Regions from separate parts of the Homo sapiens genome. Here region 2 is linked to region 1. The links are chromatin contacts, found by Hi-C in ENCODE. All regions are on one chromosome and are shown on one strand. The core of a region is the stretch at or near the end of the contact, and the rest is flanking DNA. Distances in the headings are between cores, read along the strand shown.

What was found. Hi-C counts contacts between places; a loop is a spot of excess contacts on that map. Pooled maps may share reads with other maps.
Region 2: a loop to region 1 is called in a map with no recorded cell type, with 2.6 times the contacts of the local background. The contact joins two enhancer-like sites. A Hi-C loop is called at or near these places in 1 of 168 maps with a recorded cell type or tissue (endothelial cell of umbilical vein), 3 of 37 single-sample maps with no recorded cell type and 6 of 50 pooled maps.

The regions. Positions count from the first base shown.
Region 1 is chr6:46,044,186-46,048,867 of GRCh38, forward strand. It overlaps a transcript of CLIC5 not described here. Among named protein-coding and RNA genes, the nearest start is that of CLIC5, 31 kb to the left of the region's middle. Within about 2 kb of position 1,251, at least 5 of the 41 ENCODE cell types and tissues checked have a DNase peak (open chromatin) inside an H3K27ac peak, as active enhancers do.
Region 2 is chr6:46,787,230-46,791,677 of GRCh38, forward strand. No RefSeq gene overlaps it. Among named protein-coding and RNA genes, the nearest start is that of MEP1A, 3.9 kb to the right of the region's middle. Within about 2 kb of position 2,767, at least 2 of the 41 ENCODE cell types and tissues checked have a DNase peak (open chromatin) inside an H3K27ac peak, as active enhancers do.

The DNA.
Region 1 (4,682 bases), core at 1-2,500:
TCTGTTGTGGCTTGAAGTTTTACAAAGGGTTCCTTGCTCCAGTTGAGGCTTTTTGACTAATAAAAAAGGAAAATACCTTGATAAAAATAACCACCTCAGATCATATTTATTCCCTGGAATGACTGCACTTGACAGGCTCTTTTCCGAGAGTAGTACCCAAAGAGGGTACATAAAGAGGGGAGAACAAGGAAGGGGAAAACAAGAAGTAGTGGAGGGAAATGGTGGCTTTGGAAAGAGATTTTACCTGTATCATCACTTGGTTTAAGACCAGGCCTGTCCAGAAATTTACATAAATTTGGAAATTTTGCACTGTGGATTTGAGTTATTTGCTTTCAGTATTGTTACAAACCTTCAGGGCAAAGGTAAAATGGAAATGGAGATTTGGTGATCTTTTGCTTCACATCTGGAGAGCAGACCCGCTTGACAGTGGCAGGAATGTAGGTTTCTTGGGGTGAGCCTGGATGAAAATGCTTCTGGGAACTTACTTCTCTAACTAAACAGTCATCTATTTTTCTTATATGATTTGGGGGCCATAGAGTGACTGAAGATGAAAAAGAATGCATATTCAGCTACTTGTAGGATTATAACACAATTAATGAAAGTTACAATCTAAACTATATCCTACTGAAGACAAAGAAAGTGAAAGAACAATAGCTCAAATTCAAAATGTATCTTGATCCATCACCTGACAATGAGAATCAAATTAATAACTCTCTCATAAATCATCAGAGGTTATGGGAGATTCATCTCCTGTGTTTGAGGCCTTCATTCTTGAGCACTCAGCTCCTCCAGAAGCGGCTGGCATCTAGCATGCTTGCCATAAATAAATCATTCTTAGCTTGCTGACCTGGAGCAGTGAGTGGGCCGTAGTCCCCCACCACACCCGCTCTCCTCTGAGAGTAAAATGCCCTGTTGCATTTTTAATACCACCCTAAGACTCTGTGTCAAGTTTCCACAAAGTTTGCCAGAGGAATTAGCTTCCTCTTTTTAATAGGCAGTTCCAAGAGGTCAGAAGATAAACAAGTTTGAAAACAATTACATTTTTTTTAAATCACTTGATCCAACATACCGCATCTTGCATTTTCAGAAAAGATTGGCTTCTATAATTTTACCACCTGGTACAACATATTGAAATGTACTTTATTTAACACAATAACCACCGAGTTATTATTATTTTTCTTGCTTCCTTTCCTTCCTTCCTTTTGCAATGTGGGAACTGCCTGCCCAGGGGAATATGACTCACCCTGGATTGACTCAGAGTATATATGACTTCATGAAACACCACAGAGTGAGGGCAGAGAGTCACTGGCCCATTCTCCATGATGCTGGTTGCCAAGAAACCATTGGCCTTCTAGGTAACAAGATGGTCTACCTGTCTTTTGGGGTTGTTCATGGAAGTTTACTTAGTGTCTGTGTATCTATGGCTCCCTGTTTGATCAAACAAGACACGTGAATAAGAAAGCAGTAAGCCAGAGAGGAACTTATTTAATCATTATTCAAAGTCAAAATAATTTTATCTTTAAACAACTATACCTACTTTTTAAATTTAGTAAATTATTACAAATTATAAATATTTTTTATTTTTTATATCTTATAAAGTTCCAATTATGCCATATTACTAATTGGTATTTACCAAAATACAGCTATCTTCCACATCTTATTCTCTTCTATGAAATAGTATTCATGCAATTTTGAACATGTTCCAGTCATTGGAAGCACTGGCTAAGGAACGCACATGAACATAAGCATTTGGTATTATTATTTTTCAAATACAAGTTTTGACAATCGCCTTACCTGTGTAAAGGCAGGTGCAATCACTTTGGGGCATGGGATTGGGGAGCTGGGGCTGAGGAGAGGGTGCCAGAATTACTCCATAGTTACCCAAACCATCTTCTCCAGTAGGACTTTGGTGAAACATTAGTTTGGATTGAAAGTACAGAAACAAAGTGGACTAGATTCCAGAGATGAAACTTGCCTTGCTTACCCCTGAGTAATGCTTCTTCTAACTGATGTGTAACTTTTCCTCTTGGGGTTTTAGTTCCCTCCACTATGTAATGAAGACAATCTCTAAGGTTCCTTTCTCCTCCTCTGATAGCTTCTGCTGCCATCTTATCTGCCTCACTTAAGGACCTTCCTAGTTACAGTAAAATCAACAGCAAAACAAGCTCATCAATTCCACCTCAATGGAAACAAAAGAAACGAAATGAAGTGTCAGTACCATTTCCCAAAACCAACCAGTGACTGTTGACTAACAGTGCAAAGAGAGTGGGAAATGGTCAAAAGTCTCTTTAACATCAGACCACCTGGTACTGCCTTTTCTGAGATTAGACATTTTACTTAGAAAAGCCTGTATGGTCAATTCAGTGTGGTCACTTAAGAGACCCCATCATTCATGTGAAACTTGCTTTTTACTTTCAGATGGGTGTATACCATGATGATTTTGATAAAGTCCACTTGAAACCATGTCCATTTCTGTTTAGAGTAGTTTTAGCACTCTTTCTATTAATAACAGTCATCTCCTTAAATAGAAGCCTGTGTCAGCGAAGTCTAACTACACAGGAGGTGTTTGTTCCTAACAGACATGCACAGGGGCCAGCGGAGATGACCAGTCCTCACTGCATGCCTGGAGGAAGTGTGGTGCCCAAGATGGCTCAACCATCATTGATTTGACAATTTAATAATCACGATGGTGGAAACAATCTGTGTCCATTTATCTGGTTAGTATAGGAAGAAGCTTGGAATACTCTGACCTAACGCAAGGATGATTTATTGTCATAATCATAAAACTCAAAGTCCAAGACCTCTCACTTTCACTGCTCCCTTCCCATGCCCAGAAAGGGACCTACCGTAGTGTTCACATGATTTATTTTTGCAAAATTTGCAAGCATAAGATATTTGAGCTGCAACTGGTTAAGACCAATGCCTCTTTTCATTACAGCTTTCCCTCTGTTATACTTCCACTAGCCTCAGATGGTATTAGAGTTGCCATGGGCATCTTGGGTACTTCACTAAGTGGGAAGTTAAATTAGGCATATATTTAGTTTGGGTTTAGTGAGATATATTTGTGTGGTCCTAAGTTATTTCCGGTAATAGTTACATTATTGTTAACCATCATGGTGAAGAGCTGGCCTTCAGTAATACTCTTGATGCCCATTGTGCTGACTTCACTCAGGTCATGACCCAAAGATGGTCATGTCACAATATAAATGTATCCTATGGCATCAGCACCAGAAATATGCAGGATATGAAGATTGAAATTTGAAAGATATAGAGCTAGAAGCTAGTCTGTGGGAAGTTCTCCCAGTTATCAGATATGTAAAATTGTAAACAGAGGATCTAGTTTTCACCAATGCCTAGTCAAAACAGAAATTCTCTCTTGTCAGGAATATACACAATAATGCAACATATACAATAACAAATGCACCATATATTTTTCAGTGGGAAGTACCCAAAGTAGACTTTTATGTATTTGCATACAAACCTGTAGTACTTCTATAAACAGTTGCAGTTTTACGTCCCAACTATTAATACTAAAAGTCAATGTTGATTGATCATCCTAGTGGAGGAATTGTGTTACCTGTCTTCTCTCCCACAAATCAGGATATTACAAAATCATTGGCAAATGAAGAGGCATTCAAAGTGTATGTTTCAAAAAAAACAGAAAAAACAGTATTACAGGTATATGTTATCCACATAATAAAATATTAATTTACCTTTTGGGATTTTTTGATATCTGTGGTATATAATAGTTTTCTAAAAGTCTGCAAATTTGTTTTAATTCCTTTTCATATTCTAAATAAATATTCACTTCCATATCTACTTTTTTTTTTTTTTTTAGACAAAGTCTCACTCTGTCCCCTAGGCTGGAGTGCAGTGGCGCAATTTTGGCTCACTGCAACCTCTACATCCCTGGTTCAAGCGATTCTCATGCCTCAGCCTCCTGAGTAGCTGAGATTACAGGTGCATGCCACCACGCCTGGTTAATTTTTGTATTTTTACTAGAGACAGGGTTTTGCCATATTGGCCAAGTTGGTCTCGAATTCCTGACCTCAAGTGATCCACCCACCTGGGCCTCCCAAACTGCTGGGATTACAGGCATGAGCCACTGCTCCCAGCCCCATATTATATTTTGTAGTTGGAATTTCATTTTTGTTTCTGAAGGAGGGCTCCTTAAAAGCATGAACTTCAGGTTCACAAATTCTAGGGCTGCCTCTGCTCCTAACCCAGTCTTAGCATGGGAAGATTTTCAGGCTTGACTCTTTTCCATCCTCCCTGTTTCAAATACTCTCTCTGCTTGCTCTTTGGCCTCATACACAGCAGGCATCTTTCTTTCCAGTCTCTTTGCCAGTGGTAAATGGCCTCCTTTTCTCAAAACTCACCTTGGCTGCTGCTTGCTTTGCTCCACCCAGCAGTCACCCCACCTCCCACCTCCTCATCAACCCCAGCTCCATTACTAGTCCAGCTCCTGAAACCTCAGCCCTGATCAGAGCCCTGGCCTTCCTCCTTGCCTGGGAGGGAGTTGAGGCTGGCAATGGACACAATTCAATATAGTTTAACCAGTGAGAAGTTGGCAATGCCATCAGGTGCCACTTGTCTCCCGGGGGAAGAATGGGGGCCAAGAGCCTGCAGTGTCATGTCAGTCAGGCACATGCAGTGGCTTAGCATCAGAATGCGTGGTTCAG
Region 2 (4,448 bases), core at 1,517-4,016, 740 kb after region 1:
TATTATAATAATTGCTATTATTTTAATAAGAACAAATGCTATTCAAGCTATGGAACTTTGATGGGGGTTGGCAAACTCCTGTTCCCAGAAATTCAACTGAAAAACCAAGGTGTAGCTATTAAAAGCTTTCTTCCTTTCCTGGTATGTAAAGAAATGTAACACTTCTACTCACAGGTCATCGGTGACTGACACTCTGGCTTGCATGTTTGTGCAAAGCTGTCCTTATTAGTGTAATATGTGACATTGTTTTAGAAAGTGGCTGCCATTGCAGTCTTCACACTCCCATCATTGGCAATTAGAAGGTAAATTTATATTTTAAAATTTGATTCAGAATATGAGTATAATCTCACCTGCTACCAATTCAGGAAGCCTCCTTTGCCAGTCTGTCAACTTTGATCGATTATTCTGAGAATTTCCAAAAATGCCCCCAATAGGCCTCCTATCACCTTCCCCTTGTTACTTCAACTGACATTCCTGTTAAAGTGGCAGATAATGCAATTGGCCCTAAACAGAGCTGTTGTCCACTTGCATAAAAGAATCAGCTGCACCAAAAACAATTTTGCCATTTTCAAAGGGAAATGGGATTACAGATACTATTTATTTTCTTAAATGGCTAAACCTCCTGTTGTCTGGATCAAGTTCCATGTGTAACTTACTATCATCTTGCTTCCATTAAAAGACCTCAAAACTGAATGACTTTTCTAGGACAAACAAAAAATCCCCAAACCAAGCCCTACCCATTCTTTCTCCAATACCACCCCTATCTGAAGAATTGTATCTGTCTGTGGCTGCCTCACACCCAGCCTGCAGCCATGGCACTATTTTCTATGACTAACATTGTCTCCCTTCTTAAAATACTTTAGGATCCAAGAATCCTCAGATGCCCTGGAAGGTCTTCACAGCTAACGATCAAGTGTCCCTTTTGCAATTTAAGCCTGTTTCCTTGTACCCTTATTTCAGAAGCAGTAGAAAAACTTCTTCATAGGAATCACATTTCCTTTCAGAGAAAAGTCCAGCTCAATTGTGTCTTCCCTTCACTCAACAATTTCCATGTGTTAAGTATTCTCTCCCAGATGTCACAGTCCAACTAGGCCGCGTGAGCAGCGATAATCCCTCTAATTAGCAGAGGTTGGAGACTTTTCCTGAAATCAGGGGACAATCTTGTAGCTCATAGCTGAGTTGGCTTCAGTTTAAATACTTTATGAGGGTTCGATAAGTAGAAAGAGAATTGGGAAAACATAAAGTAAGCTGCTTGTCTGATTCTTCCTTGTGTCATAAGAGAAAGATAACAATGTGTTCTTTGGGTTCTATAAAAGAGAAAAGGCTGGAACCAAATCCATTGAATGCCCACCTGGCCCTAAAGAGTGGCTTATTAGGGTCCTCAGTGCCCAGCTGAGTAAGAAGTACCCCTTGCCTCACCAATTGGGATTGGTGTCTGTACACACTCCAAAACACAGTTGCCTGCCCAGGTCAGCAGGTCTCACATTTTCCATATAGAAATAACCCCCAAGCTTGTTAAAAATGCAGGTCCTCAAACCACACTGCAGAGGGGCTGTTTCCTGGAGGCCTTCTGAAATGGACTTCTGTGTTGATGATCTCTCGAATTCTTAACATCTGATGTATTCCCTATTAGGAAACTGAAGGTTCTATGATCTTTTGATTTTCTTATACAAAGGGAATCAGAGGAAAGCTATTCGATAACCACAGTGAGAGTGGAAGCATCTGACTGATGCAAATTCCACAGTGTCCTGTTCATCAAAGTGTGTTCCACAGACTACCTGCATCAGAGTCACAAGGGTGCTTATTAAAAATGCAGATCTCTGGAACTCACCATTTGACGTGAGTCAGGATTTCCAAATTCCAAGCCAAGAAATTTGTACCTCAACAAACCATCCAGAGGATTTTGAAGGAATCTATAGCTTGGGAACTGTTTCCCTCAGGGTTAATTCTTCTTAGTAAACTGTTAGAGATGGAACCCTGTGAAACCAGGGGTCTGCATGCTACAGCATAATGGTGGAGGCCTCACTCCTGGGCTGTCAAAGGCCAGACATAGGTGTAAAGAACTGCCTCTCAGGTGGAATTTAGGAGCATTGTTCAGGATCTGCATGACCTTGAGAAGGTTCCTTAATTTTTCTTCATCTCAGTTTCTTAATATATAAAATGGAGATAATAATAGTTGCTTCTTCGTAGGATTGTTGTGAGGATTGAATGGATAATTACCCTTAGATACTTGGAATACTGCCTGGCCCACAGTAAGTACTATGTACATGTTGGTTGCTGCTACTGCTTCTGTTATAATTATTATCACCGTCTCAATTTCCACCACCTTGAGGGTTATTCTCTAAAACCCAGGGGTCAGCAAACTATGACCCTTTGCTTTGTTTTTGTGAATAAAGTTTTATTGGAACACAGCCATGTTCACACCTTTACATTATTGTCTACAGCTACTTTATGCTACATACAACAGGAGAGTTACATAGCTACAACAGGGCTCATATGGCCCACAATGCTTGACATATATCTCTTTGCCCTTTACAGACAGTTTGCCGACTCTTGCTCTATACACCTTTGGGCCCCTGTTAATATGTTGATTGCCCTGGGAGGAACAAGGACTGTTGTGTTTCAGGTTAGCTGACAGCTGGTTGAAGGCAGAACTCTGTGAGTGAAGCAGAAGGAATCAGCATCTTGCAATAGAGTAGAAAGAGGGCAGAGAACATCCTTGAGAAGGGTTTGGGGTGAGAGGACTTTGCAAGTCTCTTAGCCCAACTCCTTGCCTGAGCTTTTATGAAGCTGGAGAGTGTGTGGAAATAGCTGGGGGCGGGTTTTTCCATTTTCTACCTGTCAATGGCTTTCTTCCTCTAAGCTTCAGACCACTTTCTCAACTGGTCAGTTTATGAAATGCCCTTCCTGAGATCAAAGCAAGTCACCCCATCCGATACCTTCAGAGAAATTTCTATTTACTTTTTTCAGTTAAAATGAGAACTAATTACCTACTATGTTTCCAAACACTGGGGCAAATACAGGAAATAAAGCATGGACCTTGACCACAGAGTGCATAATCTTCTTTAAACTGAAAAGCCATAAACCCTTCAAATGAAGGACTTAAGGCCCCAGCCTTACTCATTTGATACCCTGACACAATGAAGAAGTGACTAGGATTGCAAATAGCTGGTAACTAATTAACATCTGCCATTAAGATTGTGACAATAAAATAATTGGGGGCAAGTTGTGTCTGCTGAAGACCTATGTTCTCATCACTGGAGATTCTACTGAGCAAGGAGTGGGCTGAGCTGTGTTTTTAGTGCCCATGTTTTGCTAGGAGGCAGTTGCTAACTAGCAGGTAGAAGGAGCAGTTTATTGAGTGCTTCCTATGTTTCTAGTAGCTGTGGTTTACATATGTTATCTCATTGAATCTTTACATTGGCCCCATGAAGTAGGCACCACTATCCATTCTACACATAAAAAGCAGGTACTAAAATTACTGTAGCTAGTCAATGGTAGAGGTGGAGTTCCTGCTTATCTGATTCCAAAGCCATTGTTGTAGTATATCATTCAGATAAGTTTAAGAAGGCAGGGAAAGATAAAAACACATCTGGCTGGAAGCAAGAGAAGGTGGAGAGAATTAAACAGCCTCACTATTCCCTGTTTGAAATCCTGATACCTGAGATTTAGTAGAGAGGTGTACCAAAGCAACAGCACTGCCTTTTTCTTTAGAAAATAAAATAACAAACTCCTACTTCCTGGTTTCCAAGATTAACAAATATTCAGTTTTACCAAATATTCAGTTTTACCATAATTGCTTCAGAATTTGAGAAAAATTAAACAACACATTTAAGAAATAAAAGTCTCATATGTTTTCCACACTGATACTTAAAGCCAATTATTCTTACGATGTTGGCCAGTTTTAAAATTTGATTATTGCCCAATTTTTAAATGGTCTAGATTGTAGTTGCTCACTTAAGTCATTGCGGCTGTTGGGCAAATTTGGCTTTTTGTTTTGTTTTGTTTCGTTTAAAAAATAATATTAGTGGTTTGTAATGGTTAGAGACGGTGGAAGATGGCCTTTTATCACCTCACCATCAGTGGCTTAGGTAAAACAAAAATCAGCCATAGAACGCTTCTGCCCATCAGAAGCAGGCCCCCAGTTGACATGCCTCCTATTTTACAGCTCAAGAAGCTCTACTGTTCACCTTCTAAAAGTCTTTTGTGACAGGAAATGCTTTTTTGACAGCAGGACTAGCCCACCTGCCCAGTAGTAAGTCTGAGGTAGAGAGATGCAGGCTCTAGACCTTGAAGATTGCTCTAATGCCAAAGATTCTTATATCTGGTGCAGGCAAGAATAGGTGGGTGTGTGCATATATTTAGTATTGTGCTGGCGCAGATGGAGCCCACTGTGTACATCTCTTCCCAACACTGCATTCAGTGACATGGTGTTGGTAGCTTGAAAT